Linked DNA regions of Homo sapiens: region 1 is linked to region 2. Evidence: read pairs that join two places in POLR2A ChIA-PET (ENCODE). Cell type or tissue: Panc1. All regions are shown on one strand. Links, peaks and the distances in the headings refer to the core of each region. The heading gives the core; the rest is flanking DNA.

Region 1 (14,993 bases), core at 3,282-11,281, 630 kb after region 2:
TCTGGAAACACACTCAACTGGACATGCACATACAAAAAAGTGAATCTAGATACACACTTTACACCGTCCACAAGAAGTAACACAGTGGACCACAGACCTAAACATAAGATGTAAAACTGGGAAACTCCTAGAATAACATAGGAGAAAATGGAGATGCCTGGGTTTCACAATGACCTTTAGATACAAGACCAAAGCGACTATCCGTGAAAGAAAGAACTGATAAGGTAGGCTTCATTAAAATTGAGCATTTCTGCTCCATGAAAGACACTGTCATGAGAATGAGAAGGGAAGGTACACACTGAGAAAAAAACATTTGCAAAAGACGTTATCTGTTAAGGAACTGGTGTTCAAAATTTACAAAGAACTCTTAAAACTCAACAATAAGAAAAAGAAACCTGGCTGGCACGGTGGCTCACACCTGTAATCCCAGCACTTTGCAGGCTGAGGTGGGCGGATCACCTGAGGTCAGGGGTTCGAGACCAGCTTGGCCAACACTGTGAAACCCCATCGCTACGAAAAATACAAGATTAGTCAGGTGTGGTGGTGGCTGCCTGTAATCCCAGCTACTAAGGAGGCTGAGGCAGGAGAATCACTTGAACCCAGGAGGCACAGGTTGCAGTGAGCCGAGATTGCGCCATTGCACTCCAGCCTGGGCGACAAGAGTGAGACTCCGTCTCAAAAAAAAAAGAAAGAAAGAAAAAGAAAAAAAGAAACCTGATTAAAAAATAGACGAAGACCTTAACAGACACCTCAGCAAAGAAGATACACAGATGACAAAGCATATGAAAAGATGCTCCACATCATATCATCATATGTCATCAGGGAAATGCAAATAAAATCAACAATGGGATACCATTACACGTCTGTTAGAATGGCCGAAATCCAGAACACTGACTGCACCAAATGCTGGCAAGGGTATGGAGCAGCAGAAGCTCTCATACATTGGTGGTGGGAATACAAACTGGTACAACCACTTCCAAAGACTTTAGCAGTTTCAAAAAAAGTAAATATACTCTTACCATATAATCTAGCAGTCATGATCTCTGAAATTTCTCCAAAGGAGTTGAAAACTTATGTCCATACAGAAACTTGCATACAGATGTTTATAGCAGCTTTATTCATAATTGCCAAAACCTAGAAACAAACAAATGTCCTGCAGGAAGTGAAAAGACAAACCGTGGTATTAATACATCTGGACAATGGAATGCTATTCAATGCTTAAAAAAAAAAAAGAGCTAACAAGCATGAAAAGGCATGGAGGAACTTACATGCATATTATTAAGTAAAAGAAAGTAATCTAGCCTGGATGTGGTGGCTCATGTCTGTAATCCCAGCACTTTGGAGGCCAAGGTGGGTGGGGAGGTCACCTGAGGTCAGGAGTTCGAGACCTGCCTGGCCAACATGGGGAAACCCCGTCTCTACTAAAAATACAAAAATTAGCCTGGCATGGTGGCACATGCCTGTAATCCCATCTACTTGGGACTTGGGAGGCTGAGGCAGGAGAATCACCTGAACCCGGGGGGTGGGGGGCAGAGGTTGCAGTGAACCGAAATGGTGCCACTGTACCCCAGCCTGGGTGACAGAACAAGATTCCATCTCAAAAAAAAAAAAAAAGAAAAAAAGAAAAAAGAAAGAAAAGAAGCTAACCTTAAGCTACATACTTTATGATTCCAACTATATGACATCTGGAAAAGGCAAAACTATGGAGACAGCAAAAAGACCAATGGCTGCCAGGAGTTAGTGGGGAGGGAGGCATGAACAGGTGGAGCACAGAGGATTTTTAAGACAGTGAAACTACTCGGTATGAACTGTAATAGAGACACATGTTATCATACATTCGTCCGAAGCCACGAAATGGACGACTAAAGTCCAAAAGTGAACCCTAATGTAAACTATGGACTCTGGGTGATAATGATGTGTCAATATAGGGTTATCAATTGTAACAAATGTATTTAATACCACTCTGGTGGGGAATATTGATCGTGGGGGAGGCTATGCATGTGTTGAGGCAGGAAGTATATAGGAAATTGCTGTACCTTCTGTTCAATTTTGCAGTGAGCCTAAAACTGCTGTAAAAATTAGAGGTTTTTGTGTTTTTGTTTTTGTTTTTTTAAAGCTTGAATCTGGGCAGCCCTCTAAATATAACTACCATTTTACAAAAAATCTAGAGGGCAGAGGAATTGTAATCATGTAAACAAACCATACAGGTGCATTCAGCAAAATCTATACTGTGGTTAACTCTATAGGACAAGTGACCCAGTTTCTTCAAAACAATAATAACAAACAAGCAAACAAAAATGCAAGAAAAAACATTGACGGAGGAACCTATAGGGAGGTCTTAAGGGACTTATCCACCAGTTAAAATATGGGAACCTCTTTTGGGTCTCAATTCAAATAAAGAAAACTAATTTTTCTTAATGTATAAGAAAATCTTGGAAATATGAACAGTGACTGAATGGTCAATGATATTAAGGAATTATTGAATTACTGTTAAAATATTTTAAGTGGCCTAATGATCTTACGGTTAGTGTTTTCTGGAGACTCTCTGTCTTATTGAAATAAAGAATAAAGTCTGGGCGTGGTGGTTCACACCTGTAATCCCAGCACTTTGGGAAGCCAAGGTAGGAAAATTGCTTGAGGCCAGGGGTTCAAGACCAGCCTGGGCAACATAGCAAGACTTCATCTCTACAAAAAATTAAAAAGTTATCTGGGCATCATGGCACATTCCTATAGTCCCAGCTGCTTGGGAGGCTGAGGTGGGAGGATCACTTGAGCCCAGGAGTTTGAGGCTGTGGTGAGCTATGATGGTGCCACTGCATTCTAGCCAGGCACAGAGTGAGGCCAGCTCAAAAGATAAGTAAATAAATAGAAAATAAAGTATATGTACATATGATGTCTGGGATTTGATCTAGAATAATTCAGGGTGTGAAGGGGATGGTGATGGTCATGAGTTGGTAATTAATAAAGCTAGGTAATGGGAATTCCTGGAAATGTATTCTAATATTCTTTTTACTCTCACACAGTTGAAGTATTCTACAATGGAAGGACAAAAAAAGGAAAAAGAAAAGAAAAGAAAACCCAATCAAGTCTGTGGGTTTGAGATATGGGTCCCTGAGAAAGGATTCTGTCCAGGTGGGACTGGGACATGCCATGTCCCATGGGAAGATTTGGGGAAAGTTACTTAGCTCTCTTTGCCTCTATTTTCTCATCTGTAAAATGGGGGTTGGATAACAGTGCATTCCTCACAGGGCTGCTGTGAATACCCAATGACTAAATAAATGTAAATCAGATATAACAGGGCCTTGCGCGTCATGGTAAGTGCCATATAACATTTGCTATTAAAGCATATCAAGCACCCTGAAGTACCCTATTGCATCAACCCAAACTAAATCTCTACAGAACCCCACAGCTCAGACATCACCTCAGTTAAGCCTCCTGATAGCCCTTGGAGATAAACCTTCTTCTTACTCTCATTAGGCAGATAGGGAACCTGAGACATAGTCCATGGACATGCAGCTAGTTAGTGGCCAAACCTGCACCAGGGTTAGATCTCCTGACTCCATCCCAAGCCCTTTGGAGGCACCAACGCCGCCCTTTAGGGGATGAGTCAGCAGCTGAAATTAGATCTTTAGCTTTGTGTGATCAAAAACTTCATTTTGTCTCTTTGCCTGTTGTGACCAGCACCCCATCCCTGGGTAGGGGATGGTAACCAGACTCAAATGGAGCTAATAGGTGTCTCTTAGTCCCAGTCTGGGCAAGAGGATGGCACAGGGCCTAGGCAACCCTTTGCCCTAGAGTTTGGCCCCAGTCAGGCCTCCCTCCTGTGGCCAAGGAGTTTGTCGCAGCTAAACACTGGGTGGGCCTGAGCGTGGGGCTGCTGGTGGGGGCTAAGGAAGTAAAACAGACAGGAGCCACTCCAAGGCTGTAGCTCAGGATAGAGGTCTCCTCCAGTCTCCAGGGAGCCAAAATGCAAGTCTAGGATTTCAAAACTAGCCTCCCACAAAGGGAGAAGTCCTTGGGCTGCAATAGCATTGTTCTTGTTTGCAATTTCCTTTCCAGGAATAGGCTTAGGGGGCTCTGGGATAGTTGAATGTAAAATAATAACAATGATGAAACCTGTGATTTGTTGAATGCTACACACTGCGTGAAGCACAAAGGACATTTTTCTCACTCAGACATTCCTTATTCACAATATACTGTGAAGTAGGCGTTTGTTTTTATTCAAACAACACAGAAGTTTAGAAAATAAGTCATGAAAGTCTCCCTCCACCATCACCATCACCAGACCTGCCCTCCAGAGGTAGCCATTGTTTACAATCCTTCTGTATTCTTCCTGACATTTGTCTAATTTAATCAACGTTATATATACACACCCACTCGTGTGTGTGCATATGTATACACATACACACAGTTTGTTTGTTTTTATAAAAGTAGGATTATACCTGATTCAGCAACTTGCTTTTTCCATGTATGCATCTTTTCCCAATCCTATGCATATAAATATATGAGACTACAAGGAAATCTGAAATAAGCAAAGAAGATTACAGGGTTTCTCCAAGAGAAAACTATTTATTGTTGAGAGCAGACCCTCTGGATTATCTGATTCCAGCCTTTGGGCTAGTTTACTGCTCTGTAAGTTTTAGGGAAGAGAGGACACACAGTGACCCTGAATTGTGGACCCGCAAATGAGCTCCATCCACCCTCCTACACGGGGCAAAAGCCAGATCATTGTGACCACTTGAAAATCAACATTCCATAACCATAAACACATCTGTTCTTTGGATTCTTCTTTGAATCAGTTGTAACATCGCTGGTTCACTCATTCACAATGATAACGTGCTCATTTTTATCTATTTTAGAATCACGATTTCTAACTTGTTTTAAAACCATTTTTTAACAACACGCATTATTTTCTCTTTGTATAGATGGTGAAATCCAGACTTTGAAAGACTGAGCAAATTGCCCACAGCAACACTGTTGATAAATAGCAGAGTTTGGATTCAAGCGCAGGTCTGCAATCCTGCTTGCGCAAATTTCAAAGGAACGGATACTGGGTATCTTCCAGGTACTAGACCAAACATTTAGTGTATGTTAATTTGTTTAACCCTCCCCTCAACCTATGAAGTGAGTGTTAGCCCCACCCTTATAGAAAAGGCAACTGTGCCCAGAGCGGTGGAGGACTGCGCTCCAGGATGCAACCAAAGCCGGGTGCACAGCAGCCGGCATGGCGCCAAAACTGAAGCCCTGAGCTGCTCTGCGGTGCTACCCTTTGTCCCTCCAGACTCTCTTTTCCTTCATCTGTTTGTCAGTAAACCGAAGCCACCACAGTTTGTCATTTGGATGATTTTCGGTAAGGTAACATTGCCCAGAAACTTTGGTTCCTGGTTTTGAAAGGAGCCAGAGGGAGCGTATGCATTTCCCAGGGGTGCCATAACAAACTACCATGCACTGGGCGGCTTAAACAACAGACACGTGTGCTCTCATGTGTTGGAGGTTAGAAGACCAAAGTCAAGGTGTTGGCAGGGCCGTGCTCCCTCGGAAAGCTCCGGGAGAGAATCCTTCCTTGCCTCTTCTAGTTTCTGGGGTTTGCTGGCAATCTCTGACATTCCTTGGTTTACAGATGCACTACTCCAGCCCTCCCTCTTCCCGTGGCATATCTGCTGTGTGTCCCTGGGTGTCTTCATGTCATCCTCTTTCTGTGTCTGCTTGTCTCTGTGTTTATATTTCCCCTGTTCTAAGGACACCAGTCATATTGAAGCAGGCCCCATCTAAGGGCCTAATTTTAACTTGGTTAAATCTGCAAAGACCCTATATCCAAATTAGGTCACATGCCGAGCTCCCAGGGGTTAGGACTTCAATGAATCCTTTCGGGGGTTGAGAGAGTAACACAGTTCAACCCGTATCAGGCAGCATATTGAAGTTTAGCCTCTACCAAGATGAGCTCTAAGCATGCCAGTCTCACAATCAGCTCTGTGGAGAAGGGGCCCTGTGGCCTCACAAATTTGGAAAAATCCTTCATGTTAGATGCCCTGGTGGTAATTCACAGGTATCATGAGCATGGTGACATGCTGGAAAGGACTGCGGCAAAGAAACCTGTTGACTCGAAGTTGGCATTTCCCAAACTTATTTGAGCATGGGAGCTGCGGGGGTGATGTGGTGGTGGCGGTGGTTTGAACAGTGTTCTGTGGAACACACTTGGGGAAACTCACATAACCAGAGCATGACTTTGAAGCCAGGAAGGCGTAGACTGGCATCGTGACTCTGCTATTAACCGAATATGTGACCTTGGGCCATGAATTTCCCTCTCTGAGTCTCGATTTCCTCATTTCTACAATAGGAATGAAAATTTCTAATCAATTACTGAGGGATAAGTTCACTGCTAAAACAAACAAACCCCAAAAAGCATAATGGCTGGGAAACAATAGAGTATAAGTTCATTTTCTTGCTCAGGACAGGGCAGAGAACATGCTGTCCGGGCAGTCTTTCTCCACACAGTCATTCAAAACCCCAAGGCGAGAGATGCTCTGCCATTTTAAGTTTGTAGCTTCCAAGGTCATGGTGGGGTTGCCCCTGTTCCATCCAGGCGGAAGGGTTGGAGCTTGGAGACTGCTTCCTGGGAAGTTTCTAGTGGGAGGCTCTGGAGTGGGGCAACCCACTGCACTGCTCACATTCCACTGGGCAGAACCCGATCCTAGGGCTGGACTTAACTGTAAGGGGGTGGGAAAATTAGCAGCTATTTCCTTGCAGGAACTCAACCCTAAAAGAAGGAGAAGTACACCCTTGCAGTGGACACCTAGCCCTCTTCTAGTTTCTTATAGTTTATTCTACTTTGCAGGTGTGTTCTGAGGGTTAAATGAGGCTTTTGACATAGGCAGCATCCTTAGTATCACACACAACTAAATACAGGGCCAACAGTTTGAAAATGGAAAAAGATATGAATGGGAAGCGCCTTGAAGGATGAAATAGGAGCCAGGCCCTGGTGCACAATACAAGTGTGGGCCCCCCCGCGCCTTTCTTACCCAGGCAACCTGATGGCCCCGGTCTGGTGTGTGGTAGGAAAAGGGGAGTGAAATCCTCAGGGTGCCATTCAACCTCAGCAGCTTCTTCCCATGCTTCCTTTCCAGCCAGATGGAGAAGCTGCAGCTCCAGACTCTTGACAGCCGCACAACTTCCAAGGCAGTGGCCCCGCGGGCTGCAAACCCCACCTTCCTGCAGTTGCAGAGCCAGCTAAGAGGTGGGCAGCATGCCAGGCCCCATCAGCAGCCCCTGGAGCACACACCAATTGCAGATGCTCAGGAGACTCGGGGGAAGGAACGGGGTTTTCACCAGAACACCACAGGCAGGACCTCCCAGCAAAGGCCTCCAGATGCTGTGAAAACCTAAGGCTCGTCCTCCTCCTGGCTTCCCAGGTTACCCAGCCACAACACACAGGTGAGAACCATCTCAAGACCTCCCCACTTTTGGGCTCCCTTACCCTGACTCATCGGTCGTCAAGGGACCAAAAGGGGTCAGTAGAGCAAGGCCCCTGCCTTCAAAGAATGCATGCATTTTTTACCTTCATATTAATTATTGAAAAAACCGTACCTCAAATCACACCCCCAACCTCTCAGCATGAACAAGCTCCAGCAGACTTCTCCCAGCAGCCCCTCCCGCCTTTCTCTGCATGTAGGTCGGCTTTTCAGAGCTGCCATCAATGTGGACATAAAGCCCTGCTTTCCACACTCCTCCCTCCGCTTTGTATACACTTTCCCATGCATCTGGGTCAGCCTGGAGCTGAGTATTTCACAGGGCAGCAAAATATACAGAGGCATATTTTGTTTTAGAATCTTAATACCCAGAACATCTGGGTAATACTCAGACAACTGGACAGATTCTTGCTGATGCTGCAAGTCTCCAAATACGGTCCCTTGCAGAGAGAAAATGCTGTATTTTGCATCTGTACCTAGGCACATGGGTTTTCTCAAGCATAGTGGACTTTGGAGTGTGACAGTTAGTGATTTCTCCCCGGGAAGTGGCATGACCTGTAGGAGTTACTGTTGGCTGCAGCTGCTGGTGCAGCCCAAATTATTTATTGGTTTTGATTCGTGCACCGTTCCCTGCGTAAATTAAAATGTGACATTATTACACCCTCCGAGAGCCCATCGGCGACCTTGAGCACTCTCCCCCCACTCTGCAGCCATTATTCAGCATAATTTGACTGGTTTCAGGCAAGTTGGGAGGGTGGGAAGGGATGGGTGGGGGCAGGGGAAGGCAGAGTCCAAATTAGAAACAGATTTAAAGAGCATTTGCAGGGAATTAGGCAGTGGGCCAGGCGCGCTTGCTGGCAGCATGTGTAACCCCTCTTTAGGGACTGTCAGCTCCTCCCAGGTTTCCACAGCGGATGTTTCCCGGCCGGAGCACAGCTGGGTTTCAGTTGTCAAACCCACAGCCAAGACATCTGAGAAGCGGGTGGAGCATCCATGTGCACGCATGTGTCTGCACCCGGCCATATGCACACACACTCGACCCTGAGGATACTCCCAGCACAGCTCCACACATCCACACCCAAGACGGCACACTCAGGACATAGAAGGATACAGGGGCGCACAGAGAGAATCAGGACAGACACACTTACACAGGTGCACACGCAGACTCCACTTGTGCCCTGCTGACACTTTCTAAGAGGGATTCCAGAGCAGATTTCCTAATCCATCCTCCCTCCCTCCACCTCAAGTCGGGCTGTGTGACATGAGTTAGCCCCTCGACCTCTCTGAACCTCTGTGTCCTTAACTGTTAAGAGTGAATAATGGCAGCTGCAACCGTCAAAATGGGATAATGAAGAAACATGGTGTACACTCTGCAGCTTTGTTCGGATGTGGGACAGGGCGAGCAGGATGGTGGCCGTGATCGTGAGGAAGACAGTGGTGGTGATGGTGAGGAAGACAGCAAACCTTTGGCTCATGGCCTTTCTGGAGGGGACATAAAGCACTTTGCAGTCGTGCTGCTTACTATGATGAAAAGAATGAGAGACACCCATATGGGGAGAGCAGGGCAGAGAAGGAGCAAGGCACCCTTTCCCCAGGGCCCCTGTGGTGGGGTGGGGGACAGCAGTCAGCACCAGCCTGCACAGCTCTGGGCACCTTGCTGCACAGGAAGCCTGACGCTGAGGCCTGGTCAGCTGGCCGCCCAGGAGGCCTTGGGCTGGACTGACGTGGCACTGAGGCTGCAACTACTCTCCTAGCTCTGCTCCGCCACTGCCCCTTGTTGCCCTGCCATTCCTGTCACAGTCCCTCACAGGAGCTCGGCCTTCACCCCACTCTGGGTGAGGAGTAGCTCCTCCTCCTTCTCCTCCAAGCTTCCCTCCAGCCATCCGAATTCCCAGAGTCCCACCCCTCCCTAAGTCCCTCCAGCCTTCAGATGGATCCAAAAGAACCCTTTCCTGGGAATCTACCGTGCACAAATGAGCCCTTGTTCTGGGTGCTGTGGGGAGGGGGAGGGGGGACCGGTGGTCAGAGACCAGTTGGATGTTGCCCCTGCCCCGGGGACATTCACAAGCCAGTGAAGGGATGAGCACGAAACCCCATGGGGACCCGGTCAGAAGATGCCAGGAGAGGGCACAAGCACCGGGTAGACTTTGGGAGGTCCAAGGCCAGGAAAGCATGTCCTACTGTGCAGATCAAGGCGCTCTGCACCAAGTGACCTGTCATGGAGAGGAACGGAATGGGTGGCACCAGCACCCGAAACACACTGCTACATGGGGCTGGCCCATGGATAGCCGCGCACCTCAGAGTGAGCAGTGCCAGAAGCCAGGTAGATTGGGGGTGGAGGGCTGGGGGAGAGACATGAGGCAGGAAGCAGTTAGGCACCAAAGCAGGAGTTTCTAGACCTTCGGTCAACAAAAATTCAAGGAGCACCTGCTTGCGCTAAGTGCTGGAAATGCAGTGATGCGTAAAACACAGAGCCCGCTTCGTGGAACTTAGCATCAAGAGAGAACACTTGACATGCAGACAGGCAATGCCAGTGTCGTGGGATGCGTGCTCCCCAGGAAATGGGCTAGGCATGTGGCACTGGGGGCACAGAGGGACCATCTAATTCAAACAGGAAAAGGGGAGGCTTCTGGAAGATGTGGACAAGAACCCAGGCTGTACGGGGAGCTCAGGAGAGCTGCCAGGTAAAGGGTAAGTGGCGGTGAAGGAGAGAGATGAGACTTAAGAGGTAAACAAGGGTCAGGCCATCCTGACAGGTCTCCCCTGGCTCACTCACTCTCACTCACATCTTCCATTCCGCAAATGGTACGAGCAACCATTTCACAGGTCCTGTGCTGGGTGCAGAGACTGCAACGGTGAGCAAAGCAGACATGGGTGGGTTGGACAAAGGTTGTAACTGGGAATGGAGAGAAACCGGTGGATTTGAGAGCTCACAAATCAACTGTATTTGGGCGATGGTGGTGACAGAGAGGAAATGATTTCAGATGATTCTCAGGTTTCTAGGTGGGTGCCTGGTTGGAAAAGGTGCCCCTTCCTGAGGAGGAAACACAGAAATGGCAGCATGTTGAGGGACCTAGGGGACATGCTGACAATGATGAGTCTGCATTGGTCTTGCTTGTTTGCAGGGCTGGGACAGGGGCTAGGTGGAAACTGATGGCCATCCAGATGAGAGCAGATCCCCAGATGAAGATACAGGGAGCAGTGGCAAGAAGGTGGCAAGAGATTGGCTGCCCAAACCCCAGTTAAGAGGAGTAGGGGTTAGGAAAGAATTCCAGCCCGAGCTGGGGATCTAGAGTGCTGAAGGCAAAAAGCCAGCCTATTCCAGGTGCCTCAGGTACCAGGATTGTGACAACAAAACAATGCCAGCCCCTTCTTGCTGGTGGACTGGTCAGGCCCAGCTGCAAAAACCCTCTGTCTGGATGAAGCTTGCACAGCGGAACACCACCAGCACCTACACGGCATATTCTCCTGTACGTTAGGCTTCCCCCACCACCACCACTAGATCCCACACAGCACTTGGCACAGGGTTGGTCAGATAGTAAGTGCTCAATTAATACTCTCCTGGGAGCAGATAGACTTTCAGCCAAAAGCAGGAGACTCCAGTGATGAATGCAGCATTAGACCCTTACTGGGCCCTCACTGAGTTGCCTTTGAATTGAATTGGAGCTGCTGGTCTCCTTTAACCACATTAGGAGAAAGCCCCATTTATTAAATACCTTCTCCCCGCCCTCCATAAAGATGGCAGTCTTCAGTGACAACCTTTAGTCTCTAGAGTTTAGGTCAGAGACTTCAGCTTACACTCTTTGAAACCCCAGGCATTTGACCTACAACTGGATTCCCTAAAATACTGCCATGTTGATGAAGTCCAGGCTGACTGTTTAAAATAAATACTCACATTCAGGCTGAAATTGAAGTCCGGGAACAAATGAGAACAGATAATCAATCAGAGATGGAAAGAAAGCATTTTCTGTGCTAACGTGGACCCCCTTGGGAGGGGCCTCATTTGAACAGGGAAGTTTCAGAAGCGTATACCAAAGAAAGACTATTTAATCAGCGAAGAGGACAACGTGGAAGGCAAACCTAGAGTGACTGGGTCATGATTTTTCCTGCTGAAAAGCAGGTGGATGCTCATAACATGGGGTAGATCTCATACAACAGGACAGAAAGGCTATGCGTGGCCAGCTGCAGGAGTGCCCTACTCAGAAGCACAGTCTCCTCCCCTGCACATCACGGTGCGTGTCCTGCACTGGCACCTCAGAGCCGCCACCCCTGCCATTCACTATGGCACAAGGCACAGCGTCAGGGCTCCTCCTTCAATCCCAGGGCCATCCTTACCCAGCAAGGCTCAGCTCGGCTGGTCTTCTAAGGCTGGCAACGAGGTAACTGAGAGGGAAGTGACTTGCCCCAGATCTCCAGTTTAATGGTGGCAAAGCTGAGATAAGAACCCTGGTCTCTGAGTCCAGCTCTGATGCTGCTCCCCATTTGTGCTGTGAAGAGGAACTGCAAGCAAACTCAAGCTCATCCATCTATGTTTCTCTCCAAACAGAAAATTCTTTATTCCTTGTCATCATCTCTATCACTCTCCAAGGAATAGATCTATCTTGAGTCATGATTAGGATGTATTTTGTGTATACAGAAAGAATATTAGAGAAACGACAATAGACAGAGGCGTGGATTCCACGGCATAAATACTTCACACTTCTGGTTAACTGCAAGTCAAATTTTGGCCTTGTTCAATTTATTTTAAGATAAAAACTAATCTTGTAAGCCAGACGAGGTGGCTCACACCTGTAATCCCAACACTTTGGGAAGCCAAGGCAGGCGAATCATTTGAGGTCAAGAGTCCAAGACCAGCCTGACTGACATGGTGAAACCCGGTCTCTACTAAAAATACAAAAAAAATTAGCGGGGCTTGGTCGTGCATGCCTGTAGCCACAGTTACTCGGGAGGCTGAGGCAGGAGAATCGCTTGAACCTGGGAGGCGGAGGTTACAGTGAGCCGAGATCACACCACCGCACTCCAGCCTGGGCAACAGAGCAAGATTCTGTCTCAAAAAAAAAAAAAAATATATATATATATATATATATATAATTTTTGTAATACATACCCTATTAAATGTATCACTGATTATTTTATTTTTAAAAATAAAAAAAATTAAGTATCACATAATTGGATTCACAAATAGATTTGCATTAAAATATTCAACTTAATATTTTCCATTTCAAAAACAATAAAGTAAATGGAAAAAGTATCTTAAAAAGAATCACAAAAATATCTCTTTATCTCTTTTCAGATGCTGGGTCTGGGACGGCTCCACTGGAACCTGAGATGACCTGAGGGTGTCCCAGTGATATAACATATGAGGAAAGCAGAAACAACTAAGAAATAGACTCTGAATGTGGCAGATTCTAGAACTGAGGTGAGCAGCCAGGACTTGCCTGACATGCCCACTGGGAGTACGGTGCTAGCAGCCTGAGAACAGAGCCCAGCCGCCACGCCACCAGGATGGGAGTGGGCCCGGCGGACTTCCTGCCTTTTGGTCAGACAGACTGCCTTCCTGAATTACTAGGTCCAGGAAGTGTGGTGACGGGGTGGGGGCGGGTGGAGAGGTTGCACGTGTCACTTACCACCCCCATACGGCCCTCTTCCTGACTGTCGCCTCCCTTCCTCGCTTACAGACCAGTTACTTAATCTGCCACATGACGAGATGGTATCTGGGATCTCTAACGGCTCTGAAATCCCACAATTCTATAACTGGTCTTAGACACAAGACCAGTAAGAGATAGGCGAACCCCGGCCCCGCCCCGCAGTTTGCTCCATGTGATACACAGTTCACACTGAGTGCTAGCAGTAGGGGAAGAAACAGTAGCTGCTCTGTGTTGAGCACTGAGCCTGCACTGAGCAAGGTGATGCGTGTTTCTAGGCATCGTCACATTCTGTGCCCATGTGGGTGCTCCTAGCACCAGTCAGAAGATAGAGCTTAAACAGGTGGAGTAAGTTGCCCAAAGGCCAGCCCCAGTTTCCCTGAATCTCATCATGCTGGACACTGGACTATTTCTGGAGGTTTAAGGCTGAGAAAATCTAAGTCTGTATCCCCTCACACTCCTCCTTACACTGGTGTCCCTGGGAGAAACCTCGACATTACTCCCAACCTCGCTTCTCCCCAAGAGCAGGATGATTTGTGTAACTCATGAGTTTGGGAGAAAACCCGCACCTGTGGGGCTCGATCCCTCTGCCTCTTGGAGCAGAAGGCGGCCTTCTGTGCTGGGCTCCGTCCTGGGGGAGGTCCGCAGCTGGCCATCTGCGCCAGGCCCTAGCAGATAATAAAGCTTATCTGTCCCAGGTGTGATGTATTAGCAAGCCTGCCTGGCCGTACCTCAAGCTGCATTTTCCTCCAATTTGCCAAGAAAGGGGACACTTTCTCTCAGTTGGTTCTGGACTCTGAAAGAAGAAAGGGTGTTGTTATTCATCCGGTTTCCTAGAGCCCCACCATATGGACACCTGGTGCAGCCCTGAAGGGAGGGATGGCAGCAGGTTTAGGGATGGAGACATCTCAGAGCCAGAAGAGACCTTCTAGCAGCCCAGCAGAAATATAATGAAGCCACACAGGTGACTGTAAATTCCCTAGCAACAATATTAACAAATAGAAGCAGGAAAAATTAATTATAGTAATACATTTTACTTAGTTCAATAGAGCAGATGATCATTTCAATATGTGCTCAGAGTGCAGTGTGGCTAACGGCTTCTGTCATGGACAGTACAGCCTTAGGGCCTCCTATGCCTGAGGGGGTCTGCTCCCTTTGACAATGTCCCAGTGCAAAGACTTCCAGGTGTGAAGAGGTCTCAACCTTCTGAATCACTCCATTTAGTGGTGGGCATTTCTGGTTGTTAGAAACACCTCATCCTCCATTGGTCTCCACCCCCACTCAACTTGCTTCCATCTCTCTGAGAGACAGTCAGAACGGAACACATTCCTCTAGAAAGGTCCTCAGTCTTTTCTGAAATGCCTATCTCCTGTCTTTCACAGGCTGCTGCCTCCCTGTGTCATTGCCTAACATTGGTATTCTTTGGTGGGACAAAGTTTTGGTGTTTTTCTCACTTGAGAATATTATATTTATAACAGTTGTGGACACATGTTGTTTTTTAACTACCCAGCATCCAGTCTTCCTAATTTAGAAGAACCCCAAAATAGGTGAAAAGTACAACCCCACCTCTGATCCCGCCTCTGACCCCGCCTCCTGTCACAGAGGCGGAAGAGGAGCAGATCTTCACTTTCCACACCTCAAGGTACTCAGCCAATCACCTGTTCATGCCTGAGATTGTGAATCCAATAGGAAAGTACAAGGACATGGAGATTGTCAGAGCTGTTGTATGATGGTGGCAGCAGAGTCAAGAGTCCAGCGGAGAGGCAGCAAGCATCCCAAGGATCCCATGACTGAGAACCAGCTTCTGTGGTTTAGAAGCAAGGCGCCAACTGGTATGAGAAGCACAGACAGATGGTGCCCTGGGAACACTGGCTGTCACGTG
Region 2 (14,993 bases), core at 5,119-13,118:
ATAGTATTCCATGGTGTATATATGCCACATTTTCTTAATCCAGTCTATCATTGTTGGACATTTGTGTTGGTTCCAAGTCTTTGCTATTGTGAATAGTGCTGCAATAAACATACGTGTGCATGTGTCTTTATAGCAGCATGATTTATAATCCTTTGGGTATATACCCAGTAATGGGATGGCTGGGTCAAACGGTATTTCTAGTTCTAGATCCCTGAGGAATTGCCACACTGACTTCCACAATGGTTGAACTAGTTTACAGTCCCACCAACAGTGTAAAAGTGTTCCTATTTCTCCACATCCTCTCCAGCACCTGTTGTTTCCTGACTTTTTAATGATTGCCATTCTAACTGGTGTGAGTTGGTATCTCATTGTGGTTTTGATTTGCATTTCTCTGATGGCCAGTGATGATGAGCATTTTTTCATGTGTCTTTTGGCTGCATAAATGTCTTCTTTTGAGAAGTGTCTGTTCATATCCTTCACCCACTTGTTGATGGGGTTGTTTGTTTTTCTCTTGTAAGTTTGTTTGAGTTCTTTGTAGATTCTGGATATTAGCCCTTTGTCAGATGAGAAGTTTCAGAAATTTTCTCCCATTCTGTAGGTTGCCTGTTCACTCTGATGGTAGTTTCTTTTGCTGTGCAGAAGCTCTTTACTTTAATGAGATCCCATTTGTCAATTTTGGCTTTTGTTGCCATTGCTTTTGGTGTTTTAGACATGAAGTCCTTGGCCATGCCTATGTCCTGAATGGTATTGCCTAGGTTTTCTTCTAGGATTTTTATGGTTTTAGGTCTAAATTAAGTCTTTAATCTATCTTGAATTAATTTTTGTATAAGGTGTAAGGAAGGGATCCAGTTTCAGCTTTCTACATATGGCTAGCCAGTTTTCCCAGCACCATTTATTAAATAGGGAATCGTTTCCCCGTTTCTTGTTTTTGTCAGGTTTGTCAAAGATCAGATAGTTGTAGATATGCGGCGTTATTTCTGAGGGCTCTGTTCTGTTCCATTGGCCTATATCTCTGTTTTGGTACCAGTACCATGCTGTTTTGGTGACTGTAGCCTTGTATAGTTTGAAGTCAGGTAGCGTGATGCCTCCAGCTTTGTTCTTTGGCTTAGGATTGACTTGGCAATGCAGGCTCTTTTTTGGTTCCATATGAACTTTAAAGTAGTTTTTTCCAATTCTGTGAAGAAAGTCTTTGGTAGCTTGATGGGGATGGCATTGAATCTATAAATTACCCTGGGCAGTATGGCCATTTTCACGATATTGATTCTTCCTACCCATGAGCATGGAATGTTCTTCCATTTGTTTGTATCCTCTTTTATTTCCTTGAGCAGTGGTTTGTAGTTCTCCTTGAAGAGGTCTTTCACATCCCTTGTATGTTGGATTCCTAGGTATTTTATTCTCTTTGAAGCAATTGTGAATGAGAGTTCACTCATGATTTGGCTCTCTGTTTGTCTGTTATTGGTATATAAGAATGCTCTCTTTTGTTCTTTGTTAGTCTTGCTAGCGGTCTATCAATTTTGTTGATCTTTTCGAAAAACCAGTTACTGGATTCATTGATTTTTTGAAGGGTTTTTTGTGTCTCTATCTCCTTCAGTTCTGCTCTGGTCTTATTTATTTCTTGCCTTCTGCTGGCTTTTGAATGTGTTTGCTCTTGCTTCTCTAGTTCTTTTAATTGTGACGTTAGGGTGTCAATTTTAGATCTTTCCTACTTTCTCTTGTGGGCATTTAGTGCTATAAATTTCCCTCTACACACTGCTTTGAATGTGTCCCAGAGATTCTGGTATGTTGTGTCTTTGTTCTCATTGGTTTCAAAGAACATCTTTACTTCTGCCTTCATTTCGTTATGTACCCAGTAGTCATTCAGGAGCAGGTTGTTCAGTTTCCATGTAGTTGAGCAGTTTTGAGTGAGTTTCTTAATCCTGAGTTCTAGTTTGATTCCACTGTGGTCTGAGAGACAGTTTGTTATAATTTGTATTCTTTTACATTTTCTGAGGAGAGCTTTATTTCCAACTATGTGGTCAATTTTGGAATAAGTGCAGTGTGGTGCTAAGAAGAACGTATGTTCTGTTGATTTGGGGTGGAGAGTTCTGTAGATGTGTATTAGGTCCGCTTGGTGCAGAGCTGAGTTGAATTCCTGGATATCCTTGTTAACTTTCTGTCTCGTTGGTCTGTCTAATGTTGACAGTGGGGTGTTAAAGTCTCCCATTATTGTTGTGTGGGAGTCTGAGTCTCTTTGTAGGTCACTCAGGGCTTGCTTTATGAATCTGGGTGCTCCTGTATTGGTTGCATATATATTTAGGATAGTTAGCTCTTCTTGTTGAATTGATCCCTTTACCATTATGTAATGGCCTTCTTTGTCTCTTTTGATCTTTGTTGGTTTAAAGTCTGTTTTACCAGAGACTAGGATTGAAACCCCTGCCTTTTTTTGTTTTCCATTTGCTTGGTAGATCTTCCTCCATCCCTTTATTTTGAGCCTATGTGTGACTCTGCACGTGAGATGGGTTTCCTGAATACAGCACACTGATGGGTCTTGACTCTTTATCCAATTTGCCAGTCCGTGTCTTTTAATTGGAGCATTTAGCCCATTTACATTTAAGGTTAATATTGTTATGTGTGAATTTGATCCTGTCATTCTCTCAACATTTGCTTGTCTGTAAAGGATTTTATTTCTCCTTCACTTATGAAGCTTAGTTTGGCTGGATATGAAATTCTGGGTTGAAAATTCTTTTCTTTAAGAATGTTGAATATTGGCCTCCACTCTCTTCTGGCGTGTAGAGTTTCTGCCGAGAGATCAGCTGTTGGTCTGATGGGCTTCCCTTTGTGGGTAACCTGACCTTTCTCTCTAGCTGCCATTAACATTTTTTCCTTCATTTCAACTTTGGTGAATCTGACAATTATGTGTCTTGGAGTTGCTCTTTTCGAGGAGTATCTTTGTGGCATTCTCTGTGTTTCCTGAATTTGAATGTTGGCCTGCCTTGCTAGATTGGGGAAGTTCTCCTGGATAATATCCTGCAGAGTGTTTTCCAACTTGGTTCCATTCTTCCCGTCACTTTCAGGTACACCAATCAGACGTAGATTTGGTCTTTTCACATAGTCCCATATTTCTTGGAGGCTTTGTTCGTTTCTTTTTATTCTTTTTTCTCTAAACTTCTCTTCCCGCTTCATTTCATTGATTTGATCTTCCATCACTGATACCCTTTCTTCCAGTTGATCGAATCGGCTACTGAGGCTTGTGCATCCGTCACGTAGTTCTCGTGCCTTGGTTTTCAGCTCCATCAGGTCCTTTAAGGACTTCTCTGCATTAGTTATTCTAGTTAGCCGTTCGTCGAATTTTTTTCAAGGTTTTTAACTTCTTTGCCATGGGTTCGAACTTCCTCCTTTAGCTTGGATAGTTTGATTGTCTGAAGTCTTCTTCTCTCAGCTCGTCAAAGTCATTCTCTGTCCAGCTTTGTTCCGTTGCTGGTGAGGAGCTGCATTCCTTTGGAGGAGGAGAGGTGCTCTGATTTTTAGAATTTTCAGTATTTTTGCTCTGTTTCTTCCCCATCTTTGTGGTTTTGTCTACCTTTGGTCTTTGATGATGGTGATGTACAGATGGGTTTTTGGTGTGGATGTCCTTTCTGTTTGTTAGTTTTCCTTCTAACAGTCAGGACCCTCAGCTGCAGGTCTATTGGAGTTTGCTGGAGGTCCACTCCAGACCATGTTTGCCTGGGTATCAGCAGCGGAGGCTGCAGAACAACGAATATTGGTGAACAGCAGATGTTGCTGCCTGATCGTTCCTCTGGAAGTTTTGTCTCAGAGGGGTACCCGGCCATGTGAGGTGTCAGTCTGCCCCTACTGGGGGGTGCCTCCCAGTTAGGCTATTCGGGGGTCAGGGACCCACTTGAGGAGGCAGTCTGTCTGTTCTCAGATCTCAAGCTGTGTGCTGGGAGAACCACTGCTCTCTTCCAAGCTGTCAGACAGGGACATTTAAGTCTGCAGAGGTTTCTGCTGCCTTTTGTTCGGCTATGCCCTGCCTGCAGAGGTGGAGTCTACAGAGGAAGGCAGGCCTCCTTGAGCTGCAGTGGGCTCCACCCAGTTCGAGCTTCCCAGCTGCTTTTTTTACCTGCTCAAGCCTCCGCAATGGCGGGCACCCCTCCCCCAGCCTCGCTGCCACCTTGCAGTTTGATCTCAGACTGCTGTGCTAGCAATGAGCGAGGCTCCATGGGCATAGGACCCGCTGAGCCAGGCGCGGGATATAGTCTCCTGGTGTGCTGTTTGCTAAGACCATCGGAAAAGCGCAGTATTAGGGTGGGAGTGACCCAATTTTCCAGGTGCTGTCTGTCACCCCTTTCCTTGGCTAGGAAAGGGAATTCCCTGACCCCTTGTGCTTCCTGGGTGAGGCGATGCCTCGCCCTGCTTTGGCTCATGCTCGGTGCGCTGCACCCACTGTCCTGCACCCACTGTCTGACAATCCCCAGTGAGATGAACCCAGTACCTCAGTTGGAAATGCAGAAATCACCCGTTTTCTGCGTCGCTCAAGCTGGGAGCTGTAGACTGGAGCTGTTCCTATTTGGCCATCTTGGAACCGCCCGATTGTGATTTAAAATGAGAACGAGATGGTCCCTTTGGTTCCTGGTCCCTGTAACTGTTGCAATTGAAGGGGCATAAGCTTATTAGCCTTTTGAGGTTTTTTTTGCTCTAGAGTCTTCTCAAAATGCTTAGCTAGGTTGGGCACGATGGCTCACGCCTGTAATCCCAGCACTTTGGAAGGCCAAGGTGGGAGGATCACGAGGTCAGGAGATCAAGACCATCCTGGCTAAGATGGTGAAATCCCATCTCTACTAAAAATACACAGATTAGCTGGGCATGGTGGCACACGCCTGTAGTCGCAGCTACTCGGGAGGCTGAGGCAAGAGAATTGCTTGAACCTGGGAGGCAGAGGTTGCAGTGAGCCGAGATTGCGCCACTACACTCTAGCCTGGGTGACAGAGCAAGACTCCACCTCAAAAAAAAAAAAAAAAAAAAAAAAAGTTCAGCTAAGGCCACCAATTCAGTCACATCTCTAACTTCCCATTGCAACTTATGTTTTTTAGTTAAACTGCTAAGTTCAGGATGGAGTCCATTTATAAGTAAAGCAGTTAATGCTGTTTCAGCCCCTGCAGGGAATACTCCTTGCTGTACTTTGAGCCCAGGATGTTTCACAAATATTTCTAAGCGACTTCTGTAATCTGAAACTGGTTCATCTTTTCTTTTCTTTTTTTTTTGCTTACAAGATTGTATGATGGACCAATTTTTTGTGGAAAAATTTTAGGAACTGAATGTTAAAAGGTTTTCAGCGATTTTTCTAGCTATTTTTGGTCCTTCTTGTGAGGAGCTCTTAGAGGGCCCTTTAAAATGTCCTCCTCAGGTTTGTCCCATTCTGCTGCTGCCATCCATTTCTGAGCTTCACCAGCCCCCAGTATCATATGAATAAATTGGTAAATTCATGAAGTCCTGGATCGTAAGCTCCTATTAGGATTCTAAATTCCTCAGTAAATTTTTGAGACTTTTCCCTTGGACCAGGGAAGTCCTTCACAATGGGGCTAAGCTCAGTTTTAGACCATGGAGTGAAAGTAGTTACAGCAGGCAGGCCTGGCTGATATAAGGTCTCACTTTGTAAGACATCTGTCTAACTTCCTTTTTTTTTTTTTTTTTTTTTTAAATCATCTTCAGGGTGAAAGTGTAATTTAACAAAAAGTTTAGTGGACTCAGAGTATGTAGGTAGAGATGGACAAAGAAGGAACAGTCCGAGTTAGATCAGTCAAAGTACAGTCCTCTTTCTTCATGTCCTTGGTCTGTTGCTTAAGCTTTTCATTTGGTTTTTGCAAAGAATCTTTTAAGGAGGCACTTTTTGATTCACTTAGTCTTTTGGAGGCCTTTGCGTATCCATGAGACAATACATCCCACTGTATTTGTGGGGGCTTTGATCCCCTTTTTCTAATATGCCTTGCAAACAATTTTATCCAAATTAAAACTTCTCCATTGTGGCCATTTTAATTCTAAGTTTTCTTTAGTGAGGTTAACCCATTTTACTGAAAATGCACATGTTCTGGGCCCATAATTTTTATACGTAAAATTAGCTGGAGTCCCTGAAGATGGAGTCCCAGACTCCTTGGATTGAGATGATCCCATTATTAAATAAGGTACTTATCAGAGGTCTGAGGCCTCTAACTGAATCCAATCCAGTTAATTATCAAATCCAATTTGATCTTGGATCCAGTCCAGGCTAAGTATTGCTTGAGTAAACTCGGAGAGCTCAAAACACAAGTTAGTGGAGCTCGGAATCTGAGAGAAAACTCACCCATGACCTCCAGTTACAATCAAGAGACCAGTGAGAGCAACGGCCTCAGTGGGTACCTCACCAGGTCACCTGGTGTTCCAGGGGGTTGCCAGAGTTTTTCTTCAAATCCCACTTCTGACACCAGATCTGTTAAAAGAAAACTTCAGACAAGTTAAATTTGATGGAGTTTAATTAAGCAAGGAAAATAAACACTTTGCAAATCAGGCAGCCTCCAGAATTGAATGCAGTTTGAACACTTAGCAGTCTATTAGTGCTTGAAGTATGGCCACTGGGATTGGCCAACACTCAGCTATTATTACAGATGCATACTACTCAGGTTTTCCATTTTGTCTGCCTATTGTGCTAGGTTATGGTTTGTCCACAAGAACACAAATATAGAAGTATGGAGTCCTTCTCAGGCCATATTTAGTTTGCTTTAACAATACTTAAAAAAAAAATTTGTAAAATAAGGATACTTAACCTTACTCGGTGTTTCTGAGAGTTAACATTTATATAGTTATGCTGTAGTGAAAACAGCTAGCGTAATGTCTGGTATGTATAGGAACACAAGAGATACCGCTTTTCCCATATCCCCATACCATTCTTCACAGCATTGCTCCTGTCTTCCTTGATTCCTCCTCCTCCTTCTTTGTTTTTTTTTTGTTTGTTTGTTTGTTTTTTTTTGGAGGTGGAGTCTCACTCTGTTGCCCAGGCTGGAGTGCAGTGGTGTGATCTCAGCTTACTGCAACCTCTGCCTCCTGGGTTCAAGTGATTCTCCTGCCTCAGCCTCCTGAATAGCTGGGATTACAGGCACACACCAACACACTCAGCTAATTTTTGTATTTTTAGTAGGGATGGGGTTTCACCATGTTGGCCAGGCTGGTCTTGAACTCCTGACCTCAGGTGATTCACCCACCTCAGCCTCCCAAAGTGCTGGGATTACAGGTGTGAGCCACCACACCCTGCCTCCTTCTTAAGAAGTTTCCAGTCCCTTGTAATTAAAGGAATTAATATTTTTTAACTACTTAGAATCAGACTGGCCCTGATTATTAGTAAGCAACTAATAGTAAGCAAGCAACTATGTATGCAACTATGAGTGTATGTTAAGATATGGTTGTTGGTAACCTTTCATTCTCTTCAGGAAGAAGAAGAGGGTGGAGCTCTACAGTCAATGTGTACATTTAAATTCTGTTCCCTTTCGAGCTTTTTTGCTACTTTCATTCTTCTGGGGATCCAGGTGCTTGAGTTGGGATTGATTAACTTCCTTAATTTCCACCCCTGTGCTGTCAGGATCGGGAGACATAGATGAAGGTGTTCTAAACTGCTAGAAATTTTGTTTTTGAAAGCAAAAGTTTGCATGCATTTTTGTTTTCAACTTTTACTTACAGTGAATAGTAGTTAATAAAATAAGTCCCTGCCTTTTCTCTCTTTGGTTTCAATTCCTGAGACCAGGATCATAGCCCACATATTAGAGTGGAGTCCCACTGCTTTGGTTTGAATCATGCCTTTGTTTCTTATGTCAGTGTGACTTTGGGCAAGTTATTTAAGTCTTTGCACCACATTTTCCTCATCTGTAAAATGAGGATAATACTAGTACTTTCTACATGGGATTGTTAGCAGGATTAAATGAGATAGCACATACTGTAACCATGTCTGGCACATAGTCAATGGTTAGTAAATGTGAACTATTGTGTGACATTGTGGTTAGTCACGTATGGGGCTGTGTTTCCTTTAGTATATTGCTCTTTTAATGTCATTTCCTTTGTACTGTTACCCTCTCTGATCTTTCTTCCATATTCATTTTTCTTTCAGTGAGGTCTGCCAGTCTTTAGTGAAACACAGCTCTGGAATAAAAGGAAGTTTACCACTACAAAAACTACATCTGGTTTCACGAAGCATTTATCATTCACATCATCCTACCTTAAAGCTTCAACGACCCCAATTAAGGACATCCTTTCAGCAGTTCTCTTCTCTGACAAACCTTCCTTTACGTAAACTGAAATTCTCTCCAATTAAATATGGCTACCAGCCTCGCAGGAATTTTTGGCCAGCAAGATTAGCTACGAGACTCTTAAAACTTCGCTATCTCATACTAGGATCGGCTGTTGGGGGTGGCTACACAGCCAAAAAGGTGAACTTGACATTCCTCCTGGTTTTCCAATTATTATATCATGATTAAGTTTCTATAGCATAAATCATTTTTGTGTAGTGGAATACAATTGGATGTTTAAACATTTATTTTGTGTCTCTACCATGGACTAGATTGTTTTAATGATGCTAATAGGAAGATGCCTTTAGAATCTTAGTTATAATTACAGGAAATTAAAATGGCCTAGTGGAAGGAGCACAGGGCTGGGAATAGGAACACCTAGGTTTGATTTTGAGCTTAGACATTTAGTAGCACAGATGTGAAAGTCAGGTGGCATTCTCACACAAGCACTTCTTGGCAGGTCTGGGACCAGAGGCAAGGCGTCCTGTCTCCCAGTCTGTCTTCCTTCTACCCCACAGTAATATTTAGGGCAAAATTATGAAACCTGTTTGAAATAGGAGTATATTCTGAATTTTTACATTTTCCATATTTAACAGAGGAGTGTTAACTTGTTTTATATGCTTGTTTGCTGAGACCACTTAATTTTGTTTCTTAAAAGTTTTGAACATAATACATTATTCTTAGTAGATTAATGTGTTTTAATTAAATAATTTTTCTTTACATGTTTATTTGGCATGCAGAGCATCTGATTGACACACTTTCTTGTCTTTTAGACTTTTGATCAGTGGAAAGATATGATACCGGACCTTAGTGAATATAAATGGATTGTGCCTGACATTGTGTGGGAAATTGATGAGTATATCGATTTTGGTTTGTATCATGAACATTAAAATACTTTTTTTGGTCATCTCGAGGAAAGAGAAATAGTTTATTGAGATAGTTTCTTAACTTATGAACCTAATATATCACGGTTTTATTTTAATGATATAAGTAATAGAATATCAATGAAAAAATCTGTATAAAAGAAATACCCAGTAGCCCATAATTTTACCACAGCTGCCACTAACTGTTTGGAGCATTTTCTTTTAATTATACTTACTATATGTGGTTAGTATCTTTTTAACTTATCGATTGAGACAGGATCTTGCTCTGTCACTCAGGCTGAAGTGCGGTCTTGGAATCATAACTCACTGCAGCCCTGAACTGGCTAAAGTAGTCCTTCCGACTCTGCCTCCCAAGTAGCCGGGACTACATGTGTGTGCCACCATGCCCGACTGATTTTTTAATTTCTTGTAGAGATGAAGTCTCACTATGTTGCCCAGGCTAGTCTCAAATTCCTTAGCTCAAACCTCTCACCTCAGCCTCTCAAAGCACTGAGATTACAAGTGTGAGCCACTATGCCTGGCTTGAGTTTTTTTCTTTTAATTTTTTTCTTTTCATGAATACTACCACAGAATAGTATTTTAGTTCCCTTTTTAAAAATTATGTAATCATGGTGAATATTCACTTTGGTATTTTGTCTTTTGCTACCTAACATATTTTGTCAGCATTTCCATGCTGCCAAGTAGCCTTTCTATTAATAATATCATTTTCTGCATTATGTAATGTTGCCCAGAGCATATTTATTGTGACCCACCTAGCTAGCTCCTTTTGATTGGATACCTTGGTTATCTCTACCTTTTGTAGCCAAGTTCTTTAAAAGTCTGTTAGTATCCAGGGTAATTTCTTTTCTTAGTTGGCCACTGCCCTCCCTTTTTCAATAGGTGGATGAGAAAAAAGTATATTGGATCGCTATGATTGCCAGTAATTCATGGTGATCTTTAAGAAATATATTTTCATCAAATTTTTTTAAAACCTTTGTCAGATTTCTTAGTTTAGGTGTATGTGGAGGTGGAATTAATCTATACTTGCACTTATTCACAGAATTTATAAAGATAAAACTGTTCTATGTTGACGAATCCATTTGCAAAAAAAGCACACTTTCAAATTGTTCTTCTAATATTAATGAGGAGAGCTTTCAAATTGATGTATTTGCCAGTACCACAGCGTAGTGGCTGAGAGCCTGTATTCTGGAGCTGGACTGCCTGGGCTGGAACCCGGGCTCCTCCACTTCCTTGCTGTGTACCTTAGTTTCTCATCTGTAAATGGTGTTGATAATAGTAGCTGTTTTGTAGGGTTGTCATGAGGATTAAACAAGTTAATACTTTAGCCCTTTATAAGAATAGTATCTGACATATTTTCTTAGTTTCATACTCTATATGTTTTGATCTTTTCCAGAGAAAATTAGAAAAGCCCTTCCTAGTTCAGAAGACCTTGTAAAGTTAGCACCAGACTTTGACAAGATTGTTGAAAGCCTTAGCTTATTGAAGGACTTTTTTACCTCAGGTAAGGAAGAAGCTGTTTGATCTAATTTAAAAATTTAAGAACCATGGAGGAAAAATACATGGATTATTTGTTTATTCCCATTTTTTTAAAATTAAAATATTTAGTACCAATGAAAAACAGGACATTTTTTAAAAAGATAAACACAAAGTTTTGTTACACAATGGTTTTAATCTTTGTGTAGCCCAGTAAAATGACAGTTCCTAAGCACTTAAACATACTTGGCTTTTAGTGAGGGGAAAAAATGTATCACTTGTTCTTGACAAGTAGATGAGACTTCCTATGTATTTGCTTTTCATAAGTGGTTGGACCAATTTGGTGGTTTTAAAACAAATTTAAGTATGATAGACCATAATGAGTAGCATTTATTAAGTTTAATCCTGGCATATTTGCCCAATTATTGCCCTATCGTAATATGAAATCTGAGATCTCAGACATCTTTGTTTGCTCATTTCTGTTAAATTTTACATTTCTATTTCCCCTTTTGCTGATTTTTCACAGGTCACAAATTGGTTAGTGAAGTCATAGGAGCTTCTGACCTACTTCTCTTGTTAGGTGTGTAAACAGACATTTTTGCTGACCTTAACATGCCTTTTAAATGCTTCTAATAAACTAGTTGCAAATAAAATTGCAGACCAAATTTATAATGCTGCTTATGCTGAATTTTAAAACCCCAGAACTATATTAGGCAAACTCATTATCCTTTAGGTGGAAATAATAAAATAATTATTTTGTGATAACACTAAAATTCTTAAATATGTATGTGTATTATAAGATTAAAGCTATTAAAAGAAAATTTACTTAGCAAAAATATTTTCTTGAAATAGATCTAATTGTTTTTGATAATTGAAATGAAAAGTAATTTTAGTTTGTCTCATCTGCCCTGTCATGGTTGACATTTAAATTTGTTTTCCGGCCGGGCGCGGTGGCTCATGCCTGTAATCCCAGCATTTTGGGAGGCCAAGGCAGGCGGATCATGAGGTCAGGAGATCGAGACCATCCTGGCTAACACGGTGAAACCCCATCTCTACTAAAAATACAAAAAATTTGCCGGGCGTGGTGGCACACGCCTGTAGTCCTAGCTACTCGGGAGGCTGAGGCAGGAGAATTGCTTGAACCCAGGAGGCGGAGGTTGCAGTGAGCCAAGATCGCGCCACTGCACTCCAGCCTGGGCGACAGAGGGAGACTCTGCCCCCCACCCCCAAAAAAAAAAAGAAAAGAAAAAAAAATTGTTTTCCTGCTATACATGGTCTGTAATGCCAGTGGTATGTGGCTGAACTGTAAGTACTCTCATGTAAAATAATCCTTACCAAAGATTGTCTTATTTTTTTATTGTAATTTTCAGTTATATATTTTTAATTGTTAGGTTAAACATATGCTGCGATTGCTATAGTTAGTTTTTTTTTTATTTTCTGCACAGGTTATCAGTCATGTTCCTTAAAATAAGAATAAAGGCGATTTGATTCTTTGAATCTGAGTTGCTCTAAAAATCCATTCACCTTTTCATTGACTCGATGTAATTTGAAATTCAGCTTAGGCTGTTGACATCACTGGAGAATGTAAAGGGTTGCATATTTATCTTTAAGGTTCTCCGGAAGAAACGGCGTTTAGAGCAACAGATCGTGGATCTGAAAGTGACAAGCATTTTAGAAAGGTAAGTGTAAAAGAGAATTGTTCATGTAGGTAGTCTTGAAAGATTTTTTAAAGTTTTTACTTCTTTGGAAGATTTTAAAATGATAACATCTGAGAAGCAAATACAAAAACATCCAAGTAGAGATATCGTTACTAATCTTAGTGCAAAGTACAAGGTATTACGTGGCAGTTCTGGAAATATAATTGAGAAGCCCATTTCTTTCACATATGTCCAGTGAAGCATTAGTTTCGAGGGTTGTCCCCAAGAAAGAGTTGTGTTGTTAAGTGTGTGGGGGGAGAAAGGCTCGTTTAGACAAGGCAAGCGGACTTCTTTTCTTTCCCTAGGACCTCTCATACTGTAATATACTCATGCGCATTGTGAATTTCCAAGGAGTCAAAGCATACAGTGTTTTCCCAAATTATTTATCAACAGAACCCTTTTGCTCATGGAACGTCGTATAGGGACTAGATTTCACTTTGGGGAAACTAGAAAGGGAATAGGAATTGGGTTATTAGGAAATAAATCAATTCCCTGATATTGATAGTTAACAAAGTTATGTATGGGGTTATTTATGGTATGTTATTTTCAACACATATTCATTAACAAAATCCATATGAAAGTTATAGGAGAATTGCTGAGGTAGAATAACATACTTTGTTTGTATTTATAATACTCATATATTTACCTGACGTTTTCTGAGTCTTCACTTTTTTCATTCTTTTGGAATTGGTAAAATAACTGATTCCTTGAAAGTTTTTTTCTAAATAATACCTAGATAATAGATTTATAGAAAAAATATTGTATGAATGTTTTAACATTCATGTAATATGGAACATGTAATTTTTATACTGGAGGTTATTATAGTTTTAATACATCAAAGAAATAATGTTTATTTTGGAAGCAGAAAGAAGAAATAATTTCTATGAATAGGTTTTCATCTCTTTCCTTGTTCTTCAACTTTGAACTTTTTATATTCCAAATTTTAATTATATTTCAAAAGATTTTTTTCTTTTGCCTTTTAATTTTATCTTTTGGAGAAAAATGTATGTCAAAATGTATGTACGTGTATTTGTCTTTTGATTTGATCTTTTTTGACCCTCTTTTGCATTGACATTATTTTAACCAAAGGACACTCTTGATTGTTCATGCTACTGGGGGAAAAAAAAATAAGTAGAAATTAGCCTAATAGTTGTGGCTTATTTTGAGTGAAGGCCTTAGCCCTTAAGGCAATTAAATTTACTGTGGAGAGAAGAGCTAATCTAATGGGGAGAAGGAGCCTTTGTTACAGGTGTGGTAGTGTGGTTCTTTGAGTGACAAGATTTCTGTTTGCCAGATTGGTTAGGAGAAGTCTGTGTGTCTGCTTTCTCTCTTATGGCCTAGGATCACTGTGGTGAATGAAAAACCTGTCTCAGGGCCTGACTCAGATAATTCCCTTAAAACCCGGCTAAGGTCATAGATGAATAATCAGTAATTGAACAGAAGCTCTGCAATAGAAAAGAAGCCAGATAATTATTTTTGGAAATTTAATTATATTTACAGATTTTATTTTATACAGTAGACATGGAATTAAATTTATTACATTATGTTCTAATTTACTCTTTGCTTGTTTTGATTTGCTTGTTTGACAATACATGTCCTTGTAAACTATTTCCTTTTAACTTTTTCTCAATTTATGGTGCTTATTTTCCCCATTAAAGACTTACCAATTTTTTTTTTAACTATTTGTTACACATACTGAATCTAGAGTTGTAATTAAGCTACTTTCATTACTGGTTAAGTCAAATTATAGCAAATGCTACTATAAAAATTTACTATCCAAAAATGTGTCTCAAGCCCCAACTGATGGTTTCAAATTCTGTTATTAATAATATGCAGCATTGTGTTTGCAAAGCTTGGCTGTTACTTGTGATGCTTGAGAATGATGAGTCACTCAGCTAAACTGAGTGATTTTGAGACTTGTGTACAAATTGATGGTTGAATGTAAGCATGCAAAGAGAGACCTTAGCTTAGCAGTACCCTTTTTGAAATCACTCTGACATCAAGTTTGAAAATGTGGGCAATAATCAGAGGTGGTAAGGTGGCCAGGCTTTAGCTGAATACTTTTTTAACTGGTTCAGTCTGAGGGCTGAAAGCCCCAGATTTAAACAGTATTTAGAATTTGAAGCAGTCAAGTATTAGTTTAATGGTTGTCAGGTTTGTAACAAAGTTTCTGGCTAGACTTCTACTAGAAATGTAAAAGTGCATGTGAATCAGCTTTTTAAAAAAGTAATAATAATTGAAAAACATTTCTACAACTAGAACTAAAGAAAAGATTTGTCCTTTCTAATAGGAAAACACATCTGGAGAAGTGCTGGCAACTAGCAGAACAGTTAGGACCATTCAGAATCAACTGAAGTGAAAGTGACGGGGAGCTGAGGGGAACACAGATAGTTTGACTTCAGTCAGACAGAATAAACATGATGAACCGATAACCTGTGATTCCCAGCCTGGGGTTACTACTGGAGTTTTAGGTGTCCTGGAAAGTTATAATACCGGTCTTCAAAAAGTCTACAGAAAGCATAGATTTCCACATAATGCTGCACAGGCTAACGAATTAATCAAGTTTCTTTGGTTTGGCCTGGATTTATATCCATTCAGTTTGTGGACACTACTGAATTATTTATGTCATGTTGATCAAAAGTTCTGATATGATT

Evidence for each region. Peaks named below come from ENCODE experiments on the same cell type or tissue, not always from the same donor. Only the 100,000 strongest peaks of a DNase experiment are listed, where the experiment ranks them.
Region 1: POLR2A ChIA-PET joins it to region 2 with 10 read pairs; 2 of 35 experiments call an interaction of 5 or more read pairs at or near these places.

Annotation. Positions count from the first base shown.
Region 1 is chr3:194,242,472-194,257,464 of GRCh38, forward strand. LINC02036 (long intergenic non-protein coding RNA 2036) reads right to left here and starts at 7,682. Exons shown (of 3, transcript NR_125403.1): 1 at 7,585-7,682. It overlaps LINC02037 (long intergenic non-protein coding RNA 2037), which reads left to right and starts at 5,177. Exons shown (of 4, transcript NR_125402.1): 1 at 5,177-5,350; 2 at 7,125-7,431; 3 at 12,760-12,885; 4 at 14,714-14,993. RefSeq lists a silencer at 13,269-13,318. In Panc1, for the core only: no CTCF peak of the experiment used is centred there; no DNase peak of the experiment used is centred there.
Region 2 is chr3:193,606,616-193,621,608 of GRCh38, forward strand. OPA1 (OPA1 mitochondrial dynamin like GTPase) reads left to right here. Exons shown (of 31, transcript NM_130837.3): 2 at 8,108-8,426; 3 at 9,059-9,155; 4 at 10,563-10,670; 5 at 11,169-11,222; 6 at 12,254-12,321. OPA1-AS1 (OPA1 antisense RNA 1) reads right to left here. Exons shown (of 3, transcript NR_046634.1): 2 at 12,986-13,071; 3 at 11,984-12,295. Among named protein-coding and RNA genes, the nearest start is that of OPA1-AS1, 13 kb to the right of the region's middle. In Panc1, for the core only: no CTCF peak of the experiment used is centred there; no DNase peak of the experiment used is centred there.